Linked DNA regions of Homo sapiens: region 2 is linked to region 1. A link is an interaction called in ENCODE POLR2A ChIA-PET data of the cell type or tissue named here. Cell type or tissue: PC-3. All regions are shown on one strand. Links, peaks and the distances in the headings refer to the core of each region. The heading gives the core; the rest is flanking DNA. Region 1 overlaps AP3S1 (adaptor related protein complex 3 subunit sigma 1). Region 2 has its middle 27 kb from the start of LINCADL.

Region 1 (8,341 bases), core at 65-8,064:
ACAGAAAAAAAATTAATATAGAACCATGCTTTCTATTTCTCTGTTTCCCATGACTGAAGAGAGTGGTAGACATGCACACTATGTTCCAAAACACTGTTTTTATTTACCTGAGCCTAGCCACTAGAATTACAGGAAGAAAAACAGGAGAAAGTGTACCATTTCAAATTTAGTCTCTTATTGAAGAGAAATGTTGCTATTAAGAAAGACCAAAACAAATGTGTCTTTTCCTAGAGGTAAATCAGAAGTATTTTATGCTTGCGTCCTGAGATTAAGTCATCACCATTGATTATTATTTTGATGCTGTTGTTGATCTTCTTATGAGAAAGTAGTTCTATCTCCAAAGGGGATTAGATGGGGAGTTTTCAAAGAACAAACATGGTATTAATATATCATATCCAAAGTAAATTCTGTCATGTACTCGTGGAAAGTAGAAACTATCTTTTGTGTTTTGCAAAATTTTTTATCCATGCTTCACACGTTGATCACTTGTTTTGATATTAGATAACATACAGAAGAAAGGATTTCAGGAGGACTTTGTCATTTTCCGATTACTAAAGTAGGCTAGAGCTGTTTTTACAATACCCCTGAGTTACCACATGCTGATGTATTGTGTCACAAAAAAGAAGATTTCTGTAATTCACCTTATAGGTACTATGTCTGTCACTATCAGGAACATGTTGGAAGTTCTGTGGTTGTGATCTTTCCCCTTCAATTACCACAGTTCATTAAATACTGAAGAGGGAGTGTACTGAGCACACATGAGTCAGTCACTTTAAAAAACATCAGTTGAATAAACAAAGATGGAAGTGCATAGCTTATTATTTCTGCTTCTGTTTCATCAAATAGCTATTCAGAGAGAACTGATTTTCTTAATTTGTTCATCCTCTAGTTTTTAGAAAGGCAATTTTAATGTAAAAAGTAAAAGTGGAAAATTATAAACCAAGAGAGTTTACATCAAAACCTCTTGGTCTTGCATATTCTTTTAGAGAACAGATCAAGAAAACTCAATATGTAACTATTAAACCTATGCTTATAATTTTGATATTTTAAATATCAAAGTGATACCATTCATATAACTGGAAGCATATATTTTAATGCAGAGAGTTAGTGTCTCTAAGGTATGCATATGTTGTCCCAAATATGACTTTGTATCTGTATAAAATCTGGGAGAAGGCATTATTAATAAATTCGTTATGGAATTTACACCGCTATTCCACCAGTACTGAATTTACATTGGTAGTCCACAGAATTTACACCAGCTACCCAAACGAATGATCAGTTTTTGTTTTCTTTTGTTTCTTTTTAAAAATTCCTTGTAAGTTTGGAAAAAAGGGGTGGACTTTTTTTTATTGATATATACCATTTTAGTGTGATATTAACTGCTATGTATGCCATATATGCTAGAGTTAATAGCTAGCTTTTTAAGGAGTCCTTTCTGTTGTAGCATATTGTTATTGGAAGTGTTAAAATATTTACAGGATGAGAATAGAAGTTTATTAAATATTAATGTTGGGTTGAGTTATTTATAAGCAGTTGTATTGTCCTTAATTAGTTTATTATGCCAAGCTGATAATGGAGGCATATAAATTCACTGGATAATTCCAAATCTCTGTTACAGTTTTCTGTACCACATGTAACAGTAATCAGAGCATCAGTCTTATTCAGTTGTAGCTAGATTAAAAAAACAACAAAATTGAGAACTAACAGCTAAACTTTCTTTAGGTTTAGAAAGATACGTTCTGACCATGTTGTTAGAATGTATATTTAAACTGGAGCTCCATATATAATATTTGTTATTATTACAGTACTGTTAAACTACCTTTTGAGGAATTATTTTATTCATGGCTGCTAATGCTCATTTAGTATGATGTTGAGCAAGTTATTTATTCTTTATAGACCTTAATTTTTTTTTTAACTTTACATGCTTGTTTCAACATGTTGCCTACAGACAAGAGGTTGTTAGAAAGACCTGTGAATTAAAGCTATCTATTATCTTGTAGTGGTTAAAACCATTTAGCTCTGCCATATACTATGTAATTTTGGCAAGTTATTTAACCTCTTTGACCCTAACTTTCCTCATCCACAAAACAGGGATAATAATAATAACACCAATTCACAGAGTAGGTGTGAGCGTTAAAAAAAGATATTTCATGTGAAACCCATGACTAAATGATTAACATTTCAGTGGTTTTTAGCTAACATTATCACTAAAGCATATATTTGTAAGAAAGGCATATAAAATATTATTTTGTTAGTACACAAACTGAAGTAAATATGTTTTTTTTTAATCTTTCTGACTTTCTCATTGTTAGAAGCATTTTTGAATCTTTTTATCCTATATGTTGTTTGATGGCTTGGAATGAATTTTATATGACACATTTATGTGATAAGAAATAGTCTTCATTGGGGAAATTTATAAGCCAAGAATACTTAAGTGAGGAAAGGTCTCTGATCTTCCCAGCATCACCTGGCAAATTATGGCGAGGTAGGTACTTCTGACCGACTGAATATACAGTGGTGTGCCGATGAAGGCCCACCCAATTATGGTTCTCATCTATCATGATGGTAGGCCTGAAAGCACACTTGGTGGTGGGGTGACAGATACACTGTTTAAGCCTTGGGCTATGTAGGTTTGGGTACCACCTGTTTTTTAAAATTGCCTAGGAAAACCGACTGTCCAGCACTTGGAAATTGTGGGAATTTGCAACTCTCCTGTTGGAGATGAACCAACTCTTGGTCCCAGAGGAAGATGAGTTTCTGGTGCAGTTCCTCCTGCTGGAGCAAGAGGGATTCCTGGCCTAGCGAGCTTATTTTCCAGGCACTCAAGTGAATGCCCAGGATCATTTTAGGAAAATTCTGCCTCCTACATTATACTGTATTACCAGGTTATTTAAAACTTTCTGTTTTCAGTAAGATTTGTTTCTCATGTATTTTTGGGCAACCCCCAGTTTTTTTAAAATAGTTTGGGTCAGATTGTTAGAGTTGTGCAGGATTCCTAAAATTATTTTCCTGTGTTATTTTCATGCTTGAGAAGTCTGATTTCCAGCAATTGCAAATATAATAATTCTCAGTTATTTACATTGCTATTTGTGACAAATCCTGGTATCAAATTTGATGATAACTGCTTTTCTAATTTACATGTTTCATTGATGTCTTAGCAGTTCTTTTAGGAGGCATCATGGCGTCAGGTTTAGAGTGTCAGGGTGTTAGAGTCAGGTAGTATGGATTTGAATCTTGGCTCTGTCACATAACAGTTATATAACTTTAGGCAATTACTTAACCTCATCTGTCCCCAGTTTTCTTTTTTGTAAGTGCTGATATTCATACTTATCTCACCAGCATTGTTGTAAGAATTAGAACTAATTTATATAAACAATCAGCAAATGGTCTAGAATATAGTAGACACGCTTTTCTTAGTTACTTCACAGTAGTGAAGGAAGTAGTTTAGAACTCAAGTGCTTAAAGTCAGAGTTTTGGAGCTGGAAGTGACTTAAAATTTATTTTCTTCCCTTCAATGTAGGTTTAAGAGAAAAACTCAGGTTATGTTGGTCTTTTTCTTTGATTTAAGGTAAATTCATCATGTCCTAATGTAGAATGGTTGGTTTTCAGGAAGGAATTGGACATGGTGGAGAGACTCCCCAAATTTAACATTAACCACAGTACAGCTATTAACCCAAGAAATTAACATTGATACACTACTATATAATCTGTAGGCCTTGTTTACAATTTGCCACTTGTCCCATTCAAATGTCCTTTTTCTCATTCTGGATGTAATTCACACATTCCATTTAGCTGCCATGTCTTCTTAATCTCCTTTACTGTGTAACAATTCTTTAACTTTGTCTTTCATTCATGTCTTTCATATACTGATCCTTTTGATGAGTACTAGCCAGTTATTTTGATATTCCCCAATTTGGGTTTGTTTGATACTTCTTAATGATTTAGATTGTGCATTTTGGGCAAGAATACCACAGAAATAATGTTATGTCCATAGTGCATCATATCAGGAGGTATATGATGTCCATTTGTTCCACTACTTGTGATATTTGTGATGATCACTTGGTTAAGTTTGAGTCCAACAGGTTTATGCACCATAAAGTTTCATTTTCCCATGGTGCTAGTATTTTTATGGGGAATATTTGAGACTATGTAAATATACTTTTTCTAGTCATATATTTGTTAATTCATCTTAATATCTATTGATCATTCTTACCTAAAAGAATTATTAATATTTATGGTGTTTACCAAATGGTGGGGTTTTTTTCTATCATACCTCAATATTTAATAGTTGAAATTCTCCTGTGAGGAAAAGCTTTGTAATATATATATATTTTTATTGTACTTTAAGTTCTGAGATACATATGTAGAAGGTGTAGGTTTGTTACATAGGTATACACATGCCATGGTGGTTTCCTGCACCCATCAACCCGTCATCTACATTAGGTAGATGTAGGACAGCATTATCTTCTAATGCTATCCCTCCCCTAGCCCTCCACCCCCTGACAAGTCCCGGTGTGTGATGTTCCCCTCCCTGTGTCCATGTGTTCTCATTGTGCAACTCCCACTTATGAATGAGAACATGCAGTGTTTGGTTTTCTGTTCCCGTGTTCGTTTGCTGAGAGTGATGGTTTCCAGCTTCATCCATGTCCCTGCAAAGGACAGGAACTCATCCTTTTTATGGCTGCATAGTATTCCATGGTGTATGTGTGCCACATTTTCTTTATCTACTCTATCACTGATGGGCATTTGGGTTGGTTCCAAGTCTTTGCTATTGTGAACGGTGCTGCAGTAAACATATGTGTGCATGTGTCTTTATAGTAGAATGATTCGTAATCCTTTGGGTATATACCCAGTAATGGGGTTGCTAGGTCAAATGGTATTTCTGGTTCTAGATCCTTGAGGAATCACCACACTGTCTTCCACAGTGGTTGAACTAATTTACACTCCCACCAACAGTGTAAAAGCGTTCCTGTTTCTTCACATCCTCGCCAGCATCTGTTGTTTCCTGACTTTTTAATGATCGCCATTCTAACTGAATGAGATGGTATCTCATTGTGGTTTTGATTTGCATTTCCATAATGACCAGTGATGATGAGGTTTTCTTCATATGTGCGTTGACTGCATAAATGTCTTCTTTTGAGAAGTTTCTGTTTATATCCTTTGCCCACTTTTTGATGGGATTGTTTGCTTTTTCCTTGTAAATTTGTTTAAGTTCCTTGTAGATTCTGGATATTAGCCCTTTGTCAGATGGCTAGATTGCAAAAATTTTCTCCCATTCTGTAGGTTGCCTGTTCACTCTGATGATAGTTTCTTTTGCTGTTCAGAAACTCTTTAGTTTAATTAGATCCCATTTGTCAATTTTGGCTTTTGTTGCAATTGCTTTTGGTGTTTTAGTCATGTAGTCTTTGCCCATGCCTATGTCCTGAATGGTATTGCCTAGGTTTTCTTCTAGGGTTTTTATGGTTTTGGGTCTTACGTTTAACTCTTTAATCCATCTTGACTTAATTTTTGTATAAGGTGTAAGGAAGGGGTCCGCTTTCAGTTTTCTGCATATGGCTAGCCAGTTTTCCCAACATCTATTAAACAGGGATCTTTTCCCCATTTCTTGTTTTTGTCAGATTTACCAAAGGTCAGATGGTTGTAGATGTGTGGCATTATTTCTGAGGCCTCTGTCCTGTTCCCTTGGTGTGTATACCTGTTTTGGCACCAGTACCATGCTGTTTGGGTTACTCTAGCCTTATAGTATAGTTTGAAGTCAGGTATTGTGATGCCTTCAGCTTTATTCCTTTTGTTTAGGATTGTCTTGGCTGTACAGGCTCTTTTTTGGTTCCATATGAAGTTTAAAGTACTTTTTTGTAATTCTGTGAAGAAAGTCAATGGTAGCTTGATGGGGATAACATTGAATCTATAAATTACGTTGGACAGTGTGGCCATTTTCACGATACTGATTCTTCCTATCCATGAGCATGGAATGTTTTTCCATTTGTTTGTGTTCTGTCTTATTTCCTTGAGCAGTAGTTTGTAATTCTCCTTGAAGAGGCCCTTCACATCCCTTGTAAGTTGTATTCCTAGGTATTTTATTCTCTTTGTAGCAATTGTGAATGGGAGTTCACTCCTAATTTGGCTCTCCGTTTGTCTATTATTGGTGTATAGGAATGCTTGTGACTTTTGCACATTGGTTTTGTATCCTGAGACTTTGCTGAAGTTACTTATCAGCTTCAGGAGATTTTGGGCTGAGACTATGGAGTTTTCTAAATATACAATCATGTCATCTGCAAACAGAGACAGTTTGACTTTCTCTCTTCCTCTATGAATACAGTTTATTTCTTTCTCTTGCCTGATTGCCCTGGCCAGAACTTCCAATACTGTGTTGAATAGGAGTGGTGAGAGAGGGCATCCTTGTCTTGTGCCAGTTTTCAAAGGGAATGCTTCCAGCTTTTGCCCATTCAGTATGATATTGGCTATGGTTTTGTCATAAATAGCTCTTATTATTTTGAGATATGTTCCATCTATACGTAGTTTACTGAGAGTTTTTAGTGTGAAGGGGTGTTGAATTTTATCAAAGGCCTTTTCTGCATCTATTGAAATAATCATGTGGTTTTTGTGACTGGTTCTGTTTATGTGATGGATTACGTTTATTGATTTGCGTATGTTAAACCAGCCTTGCATCCCAGGGATGAAGCCGACTTGATTGTGTTGGATAAGCTTTTTGATGTGCTGCTAGATTCGGTTTGCCAGGATTTTATTGAGGATTTTCGCATCAATGTTCATCAGGGTTATTGGCCTAAAATTCTCTCTTTTTTCTTGTGTCTCTCTCAGGCTCTGGTATCATATCAGGATGATGATGGCCTCAAAAAATGAGTTAGGGAGGAGACTCTCTTTTTCCATTGATCGGAGTAGTTTCAGAAGGAATGATACCATCTCCTCTTTGTGCCTCTGGTAGAATTCGGCTGTCAACCTGTCTGGTCCTGGGCTTTTTTTGGTTGTTAGGCTATTAATTACTGCCTCAATTTCAGAACTTGTTATTGGTCTGGTTCAGAGATTCGACTTCTTCCTGGTTTAAGTCTTGGGAGGGTGTATGTGTCCAGGAATTTATCCATTTCTTCTAGATTTTCTAGTTTATTTGCGTAGAGTTGTTTATAGTATTCTCTGATGGTAGTTTGTATTTCTGTGGGATCAGTAGTGATATCCCCTGTATAATTTTTTATTGTGTCTATTTGATTACCCTTTTCTTCTTTATTAGTCTGGCTAGTGGTCTATATATTTTGTTAGTCTTTTCAAAAAACCAGCTCCTGGAGTCATTGATTTTTTGAAGGGTTTTTCATGTCTCTGTCTCCTTCAGTTCTACTCTGATCTTAGTTATTTCTTGTCTTCTGCTAGCTTTTGAATTTGCTCTTGCTTCTCTAGTTCTTTTAATTGTGATGTTAGGGTGTCGATATTAGATCTTTCCCGCTTTCTCCTGTGGAGATTTTAGTGCTATGAATTTCCACTGAAACACTGCTTTAGCTGTGTCCCAGAAATTCTGGTACATTGTATCTTTGTTCTCATTGGTTTCAAAGAACTCATTTATTTCTACCTTAATTTCATTATTTACCCAGTAGTCACTCTGGAGCAGGTTGTTCAGTTTCCATGTAGTTGTAAGGTTTTGAGTGAGTTTCTTAATCCTGAGTTCTAATTTGATAGCACTGTGGTCTGAGAGTCTGTTCATTATGATTTCTGTTCTTTTGCATTTGCTGGGGAGTATTTTACTTCCAATTATGTGGTCAATTTTAGAATAAGTGTGATGTGGTGCTGAGAAGAATGTATATTCTGTTGATTTGGGGTGGAGCATTCTGTAGATGTCTATTAGGTCCACTTGGTCCACAGCTGAGTTGAAGTTCCGAATATCCTTGTTAATTTTCTGTCTTGTGGATCTGTCTAATATTGACAATGGGGTGTTAAACTCTCCCACTATTATGTGGGAGTCTGAATCTCTTTGTATGTTTCTAAGAACTTGCTTTATGAATCTGGGTGCTCCTGTGTTGGGTGCATATATATTTAGGAAAGCTAGCTCTTCTTGTTGGGTTGATCCCTTTACCATTATGTGATGCCCTTCTTTGTCTTTTTTGATCTTTGTTGGTTTAAAGTCTGTTTTATTGGAGACAAGGATTGCAACCCCTGCTTTTTTTTTTGCTTTCCATTTTCTTGGTAAATATTCCTCCATACCATTATTTTGAGCCTGTGTGTGTCTTTGCACGTGAAGGGGTCTTCTGAATACAGCACACTGATGGGTCTTGACCTTTTATCCAGTTTGCCCATCTGTGTCTTTTAATTAGGGTATTTAGCCTGTTTACATTTAAGG
Region 2 (8,341 bases), core at 170-8,169, 53 kb after region 1:
AGTGTTGGCACAATAGGAACTTGAGTAGAGAAGCCATAGTGACAGGGATGGAGGCTGCACATGGTCCTAACAGCAGGGGCTTCTGCTCACCAAGGCTGATTGAGCTACTGCTTGTGTCAAATATCCCATCTACCAGTAACAGAGAGCAAGGCTCAGCCCCTGATTCAGCACCTTCGCTTGAGGAAACCAGCCACTTGGTGGCAAGTAACTTTGGATGCCTTCCATCTTGAATAGGGAGCAAATTAATTCTGACTGGAATTGATACATATTCTGGATATGAACTTTCCTTTCCTGGCTGCATGGCCTCAGCCAACAACACTATCCAAGGACCTACAAAGGGTTTGATCCACCTACCTAGGATCCTACATAACCTCACAAAGGACCAAGGAATTCACTTTACAACAAAGGAGGTACAGCAGTGAATACAGATCAATGAGACTGATTGACTGGTCTTGTCACAAGCCCCGAAACCTAGAAGCTGCTAGATTGATAGAGTAATGAAATGGCCTTTTAAAGGGACACCTGAACACCAGCTTGGAGATGATACCTTGTGAAGAGGGACATATTCTATAGGATGTAACATATACCCTAATTATAACAAATATATGGTGCTGTGTCTCCAGTAGGTAGACTCCGTAAGTCGAGGCATCAAGAGGTAAAAGTAGGAGCGGCCCCACTTCTCCCAGTGATCCACTTGGGAAATTTGTGCTTCTGGTCCTCACAAGTCTAGGATCTATGGGTATAGAAGTCTTGGTTCCCAAAAAGGAAATGCTGCTTTCAAGCAGAACGAGAGTCACATTAGCTTTTAGTCTGCAGCTGCCTTCTAGTCCTTCTGGCTCCTCAAATCAGGAGACCAGTAGGCAAAGAAAGGAGTTTGCATCCACCGTTACTCCACAGCTCATTGAAGTCTGACCAAAAGAGTGTCTTTCAGAGTACCATAAATAGTAGCTATAATGGCTCATCTAGTGGAAATCACAGCCATTTTGGAGACAGATTTCATTAGGACTCTGCTACTACTGACAATACAGCTCACTCAGTGAGATGCCAAAACCAAAACATTTAACATACTCTGCCTCCTCACACTATATATATATATAGCCTATCAAGTTACCCACTGCATATATATATATATATATATATATATCCTATTATATACTAGGTAACTTGCCTGTGTAAGATCACAGGATTTGGGAAATATAATTTCTATGTTATAACTAGCTTCTATAATAGATTGCTTAGTAAAATGAATAGGATTGGGAAAAAGATAAAAAGGAACTTACTGATGGCTGGGTGTGGTGTCTCAGGCCTGTAATCCCAGCACTTTGGGAGGTCGAGGCAGGTGGATCATGAGGTCAGGAGATCGAGACCATTCTGGCCAACATGGTGAAACCCTGTCTCTACTAAAAAATGCAAAAAATTAGCTGGGCGTGGTGGTGGGCGCCTGTAGTCCCAGCTACTCAGGAGGCTGAGGCAGGGGAATCACTTGAACCCAGGAGGTGGAGGTTGCAGTGAGCAGAGATCGCGCCACTGCATTCCAGCCTGGCAACACTGCAAGACTCCGTCTCAAAAAAAATAAATAAATAAAAAGAAAATAAAAAGAAACTCACTGATATCCAACGTTTCAACCATCCACACCTTAACAAGTCCCTTTACTTTGAGCCCATCATAAAATAAACCATTGTCAGTGTTTGAAAGAATTCCATGTCCTGCATATCCGAGGGTGATTAATTACATGGCTTCTAGAGTCAAAACACGATTTCCAAACCTAGTTTGGTCTTTTAATTAAACCAAATAATCTCTGTAAGTCTGTTTTCTCATCTGTAAATAGGAATGCCAGTGGTACTTACCTCATAGAACTATTGTGATGATTACATGCCATATAGAGTGCTTAGCATGTGCCAAACACAAAGAAGTTCAGCATTTCATAAAATTGTGGCTTTTTTTTTTTTTAACTTACATGCCTTTGCCTCAGCAGTAAGACCATACAAATACAGAAGGAACAAGTCACTGGTTAGTAAATAGTTTTTCACTTTCAAGTGTTTGTTCCTTGGAACGTGCTCATCTGGAACCTTCTCTCTCTGATACCGTTCTTAACTACTCAAGCTCCCGAATTTTGGTGTGCTAAGACCTTTCCTCACCACTACGCCAGTCTCTCTTAGGGTTGGGGAGAGACTGCATATTGCAGCACAGAAATTAAGATCAGAGTATTTTCCACAGTGAAGCTGTTTTAGTTTGAAGGGGCAGAGGTTCTAATTTTTACATTTAAAACTCCCTTTGTAGTTTACCTTCCACTTCCTGGAGTTTATTTTTATAGGTACTTTTCATGTTCCAATGAAACCAGAAGAGATACTATACACAAACCTAAAAAACCTTTATTCTAGAATTATTAACAATACATATTCATGTTTTTCAAAGACCTCTCCCCCCAATATGGAGGCTAAAATAGATTATTTTCATATTCCATCCTTTGACACTAACCGCCACCACCACTCTATCCCTACCCCCACTCCAATGAGCTGGCCCTGTGAATGTGGCCTGGGCCTCCCAGAAAGTTGTCCCATGTTGGCTTTAATTAGATATTATTTCCCATACATGTGGTATATTTTATGCTAGTTATTTGTAGAAACAACAGACGCTGGTTACTGACTATTCCTTCTACCTTTAAGCTGCTTTCTAGTGCCCTACAATGGACCACATAGGATTAGAGACACTGGTAAAATTATTTTTTGCACAAAAAGAGCTTCTAAACAGCTTTATAATGTGGAAGTCATTATCTTTTCAGTTTTCACTGGACCAGTACTACCTATGCCCTGTTCAAATGATCTTTAAATGTACTTTAAATGTGATTGCAGTAAAATCTACCAAACTAAAATGCATGTTTAGATGACAGAAATTAGCTACCCTGTAGTTCTGGAGATTTGAAACAATTTGCAGATTTGCTTGTTTAGTAGTCTGGCAGTGGCAACCTGGAATAGGCCACCGTGTGCCAAGATGATCTTTTGCACATATCCACAATCACCACTTTCAGATTCACTATATAATACACTCTTTTTAATGCAGCCATCACTTATCAAAAGCCTAATTCATAAGAGCTTGTGATGTTTTACACCAGGTAGGAGAGGCATAGTTTTGGAGCACAGGGAGGACACAGCTGGGGAAGGATTTCAAAAGAGATTGAACTGCTGGACACAACTGACTGAGAGAAGATCCAGCCAGAGCAGGATCTTTCAACCTCTGCACTTACATTTTGGGCTGGATAATTCATCGTTGTTGGGGGGGTGTCCTGTGCATTGCAGGATGATTAGCAGCAGCATCCCTGGTTTCTACCCACTAGATGCCAACAACAGCCCCCCCTCCAAGTCGTAACAGCAAAAATATCTCCAGACACTGCCCAACATTATTATGACACCTATGAGTCAGGGTGCATCAGGTAATCGGAATGAGTCAGGGTGGAGCAGGTAATCGGAATGAGTCAGGGTGGAGCAGGTAATCGGAATGAGTCAGGGTGCATCAGGTAATCGGAATGAGTCAGGGTGCATCAGGTAATCGGAATGAGTCAGGGTGGAGCAGGTAATCGGAATGAGTCAGGGTGCATCAGGTAATCGGAATGAGTCAGGGTGGAGCAGGTAATCGGAATGAGTCAGGGTGGAGCAGGTAATCGGAATGAGTCAGGGTGGAGCAGGTAATCGGAATGAATCAGGGTGGAGCAGGTAATTGGGAATGAGTCAGGGTGCAGCAGGTAATTGGAATGAGTCTGGGTTGCAAAGCCAACCTCAGTTGAGAACTACTGACAGAGAGAATTCAGAGTTCTAGGGAAACACTTGGTATATAGTCTGTACTTTGTTAGGGCCCTGATGGCAGTGGCACCAACTATGAACTACTAAGAGGCATTTATCATATGCTGTCAAGAGGCTGACATTTAAAGCCCCTTTCAGTTGGATCCCAGTCTACACTTCTCAGAGTCTACTCTCTTCCTTGAATGCCAGTGTTAGATACTGATTAAGGGATTATGCAATCTATTTAGTGGGTCCTAACCAATATTTTTTAAAAAATGAAATAATGGAATAGAATAAAATAATACAGAAAATATCAATACATTTTGTGGAATAATACTGATTTGCAAGATTTTTTATTCTGTGTGTGTGCACAGCTGTATGTTTAGTCATATTGTTACCAGAAAGGAGTCCCGATCCAGACCCCAAGAGAGGGTTCTTGGATCTCGTGCAAGAATGAATTCAGGGCTAGTCCGTGGTGCAAAGTGAAAGAAAGTTTATTAAGAAAGTAAAGGAATAAAAGAATGGCTACTCTATAGACAAAGCAGCCCCGGGAGCTGCTGGTTGTCCATTTTTATGGTTATTTGGGGTGGATTATTCATGCCTCCCCTTTTTAAACCATATAGGGTAACTTCCTGATGTTGCCATGGCATTTGTAAACTGTCATGGTGCTGGTGGGAATGTAGCAGTGAGGAAGAGCAGAAGTCACTCTCGTTGCCATTTTGGTTTTGGGGGGTTTTGGCTGGCTCTTTTACTGTGTTATAAAGTTTCAGTGCCACAAAAGAAATAGTACTCGAAAATAAATGTTTGTTTTTAATTCTCAGCAAGGCAAGGTACTTCTATAGAAGGGTGCACCCTTACAGATGGAGCAACGATGAGCGCACACTTGGACAAGGGAGGGGAAGGGGTTCTTATCCCTGACGCACGTGGCCCCCGTTGTTGTGTCTTTCTGCTATTGGCCAGGGTTAGACCGTGCAGGCTAAACTAATTCTGATTGGCTAATTTAAAGAGATCGACGGGGTGAGTGGTGTGGCGGGAAAAATGGTTATGACAGAGCAAGTAATTGGAATGAGTCAGGGTGCATCAGGTAATCGGAATGACTTACGGCGGAGCCGGTAATTGGAATGAATCAGGGTGGAGCAGGTAATCGGAATGAGTCAGGGTGCGTCAGGTAATCGGAATGAGTCAGGGTGGAGTAGGTAATTGGAATTAGTCAGGGTGCATCAGGTAACAGGAATGAGTCAGGGTGGAGCCGGTAATCGGAATGAATCAGGGTGGAGCAGGTAATCGGAATGAGTCAGGGTGCGTCAGGTAATCGGAATGAGTCAGGGTGGAGTAGGTAATCGGAATTAGTCAGGATGGGGCAGGTGATCGAAAAAGGTTGCTTTACGAGGAAGTTAAGTTTAAAAGTAGAAGGCAAAAAATTGAACATACTGACATATTGATTCTTTGAAAAGAAATTTAGAACTCATATCTAACAATTGCAACCTGTTTTATCATCAAGGTCTTTATGACCTGTATTTTGTGCTGACCTCCTATCTCATCCTGTGACTTAGAATGCCTTCACCGTCTGGGAATGCAGCCCAGTAGGATTCAGCCTCATTTTACCCAGCTCCTGTTTAAGATGGAGTTGCTCTGGTTCACACGCCTCTGACAATATTGGATATTGATGTAAAATGTATTCCTTATCAAAAGTTGCAGTCAAAAAAGTTTGAGAATCCCTGTTCTATTTTAACATATCCCCTGGACATACACTTCTCTCCTAATGCCTAACATATCAGTGTCCTATTGCCGAAACAGATTATTACAAGTTTAGCAGCTCGAAACAAGACAAGTTTATTCTCTTGCAGGAGGTTAGAAATCTAAAATCAGTTTCACTGCTCTAAAGGCAAAGTGAAAGGCTGGTTCCTGGAGGCTCCAGGAGAGAATATTTTCCTTGTCTTTTCCAGTTTCTAGAGCTGCATTCCTTACATTCCCTGGCTTATGGCCCCTTTCTCCATGTCCCAAGTCAGGAGTATAGCATCTTCAAATCTCTCTCTGCTCCTCTTCATATTGCCTTCTTTTTCTCTGATCTTCTGCCTCCCTCTTCTAGGGCCTCCTGTGATTACATAGAACCCCCCAGGATAACCCAAGGTAATCTCCCCATTTGAAGATCCTTCACTGAATCACTTTTGCCAAGCACCTTTTAGCATATAAAACAACACTTACAAATTCTAAGAATTAAGACACGGACATCTTCACACGTAATGTGTGCTTTACTTTTGTGAGAAGCCCATTGTTCTCTGTACTGACTCAAATCAACCCCTCAATTAAGGCTTTCATCTCACTTCCCAGAATTGGACATGTTGAGTAAGAAAGGTCCTTATATTTCTAATCCATAAGATGAGGCTAGGCTAAATCCTTGGTGTTCAAGCTCCTTTTCTGAAGCTCTTGAAATTTTGGTTCACACAAAATTTTACTTGGTATGACAATATGTGAATAAGATGAAAGTTGAACTGCTCTGTTCCCCCATAGTGACCTGCCCAGTTTCTCACCGCAGAGCCATCCCACTTGCATCTATAGCTGTTAGAGCCAGGGAGACCTGAGAAATTTTCACATTAAACTCCTACCTTTGCTATGCAGAAAGTAATGGCTACAGAGGTGAAATAACTCTGTGGTACTGGCTCTGCTGTTAATCAGTGGAGTCATTGTCATATACTCTCTGAGACTCAATTTTGTTAGCTACGAAAATGAGCATTGAAAGACTTTGTAAAGAAGTGGGATGTGAGAGAGATTTTGAGAAGCATTTAAATTGGTAGGAAGGAGTAGGATATTATGATACGTAGAATGTTTAAGATAGTCCCCCAGATCTGTGCATCCTAGTGTACAAACCCTGAATAATCCCCTCCCCGTTGTGTGGGCAATGTGTGGGAATATGATACGACTTTACTTCTGTGACTAGATTACATTATGTGGCAAAGGTAAAGCGACTTTTGTAGATGTCATTAAGGTTCCTACCCAGTTGACTTTGAATTAACAAAGAGGAATATTTTCCTGGGTGGATCCAGTCTAATCAGGCAAGCTTTTAAAAAGAGGGTAGGGTCCAAGCATTTGGGGCAGGGAGAGATTTGAAGCAAGAGAGACATACTTTTGCTAGCCTCGGAGAAGCAAATAGCTATATTGTAGAGTGGGCCACATGGCAGGAAGCAGCAGCCTGAGATAGCTGAGGAGCTGAGAGAGATGCTCAGCTGACAGCCAGCAAGACAACAGAGGCCTTGGTCCTACAGCGGAATTCTGCCAACAGCCAATGAGCTTAGAAGAGGACCATGAGCCTCAGGTGAGATTGTAGCCCTGGACAACATTGGTCGCAACTTGGTGAGACCTTAGACAGAGGATGGATTCCAGACCCATGGAAAATTTGAGGTTATAATGGGAATTGTTTTAAGCCTGTAAGTTTATGGTAATTTGTTATACTGCAATAAAAAAGCTAATAACAGTATTCAAGGGATTCACCAGAGCAGAATCTAAACTATGCAGGTGTGGTATATGAATATGAATATTAAGTGATTTTATCCAACAACATGGAGGAATCTCAAATGCATATTTGCTCATTGAAATAAACCAGACCCCAAAGGCTGCATACCGTATGAGTCCTTTTAGATGACATTCTGGAGAAGACAAAACTATAGGGATGAAGAACAGTGGTTATCAAAGGTTGGGAATAAGGGAAGGAGCTGACTACAAAGGGCAGCATGTGCAAACTAAGGTAAGTGACCTGTTCTGTATTATGACTGTATGTTCTGTATTATAATAACATACAGGCTTATTAGAAACATGACATGCTGCTTTGACCAGCGTCACAGCTGCATATGGCGATCTGGATCATTCATGTGGCATGCATGCAAGTTCAGACTGACTGTGTTCCACTGATGGCCAAGGAGTCACCGGCATCACACACAGTTATCCAGTGTTCCTTAAGATAATATGACCCAATAGGGTAAATAAACGGGAAAAATGGTGTTAGTCATTCCTAACAGTGCGGTCATGGTAATCACGACTGGTTATTCTTTTGAGATGGGAAGAGTAAAGTATGGAAGCTAAAATCTGTGAGCCAAGGTCAAGTTTATGCAATGTTTAGCCACAAGGCTTATCTTTGAATGGCCTGTAAAGCAATAGTACTTACTCTCCAACAGTAAATGCCATGTCTTTTGACCTAGCACTTGCATGCTTGCTTTTATTCACCCCAAGTAAAAAATCCCAAAGAATTCCATCTTCTTTTAAAATTAAATTTAAATTATTCTGCAAAAACCTTAAAATGTTTTCCTAAAGCTTGTCTGCTTTGTAGATCCCTCCACTACTTTTCAGTACCACTAAATATAGTAGAACAAAGTTCTTAATGTGAAACTTCAAAGCTTATTTATGCCATGATGATACAAGTGCTTACTATTAAGACATTTCCTTTTTATTCAATAAACTTCTGACTTATATACAAAGGATTCATTGCTCAATAAAAATCACATTACCAAATAAAAGTGAAACGATTTATTGTATTCTGTGGGCTGCATCTACAAAGATGAAAGTATCCTCAA

The links. ChIA-PET counts read pairs that join two places held together with the same protein. Peaks named below come from ENCODE experiments on the same cell type or tissue, not always from the same donor. Only the 100,000 strongest peaks of a DNase experiment are listed, where the experiment ranks them.
Region 2: POLR2A ChIA-PET joins it to region 1 with 6 read pairs; 2 of 35 experiments call an interaction of 5 or more read pairs at or near these places.

The regions. Positions count from the first base shown.
Region 1 is chr5:115,872,865-115,881,205 of GRCh38, forward strand. All of the region lies in intron 3 of AP3S1 (adaptor related protein complex 3 subunit sigma 1), which reads left to right. Among named protein-coding and RNA genes, the nearest start is that of AP3S1, 35 kb to the left of the region's middle. RefSeq lists a silencer at 7,630-7,827. In PC-3, for the core only: a CTCF peak has its summit at 2,765 (motif pointing left); a DNase peak (open chromatin) is centred at 707.
Region 2 is chr5:115,925,418-115,933,758 of GRCh38, forward strand. No RefSeq gene overlaps it. Among named protein-coding and RNA genes, the nearest start is that of LINCADL, 27 kb to the right of the region's middle. RefSeq lists an enhancer at 4,536-5,735. In PC-3, for the core only: no CTCF peak of the experiment used is centred there; a DNase peak (open chromatin) is centred at 3,354; H3K27ac peaks cover 2,513 bases.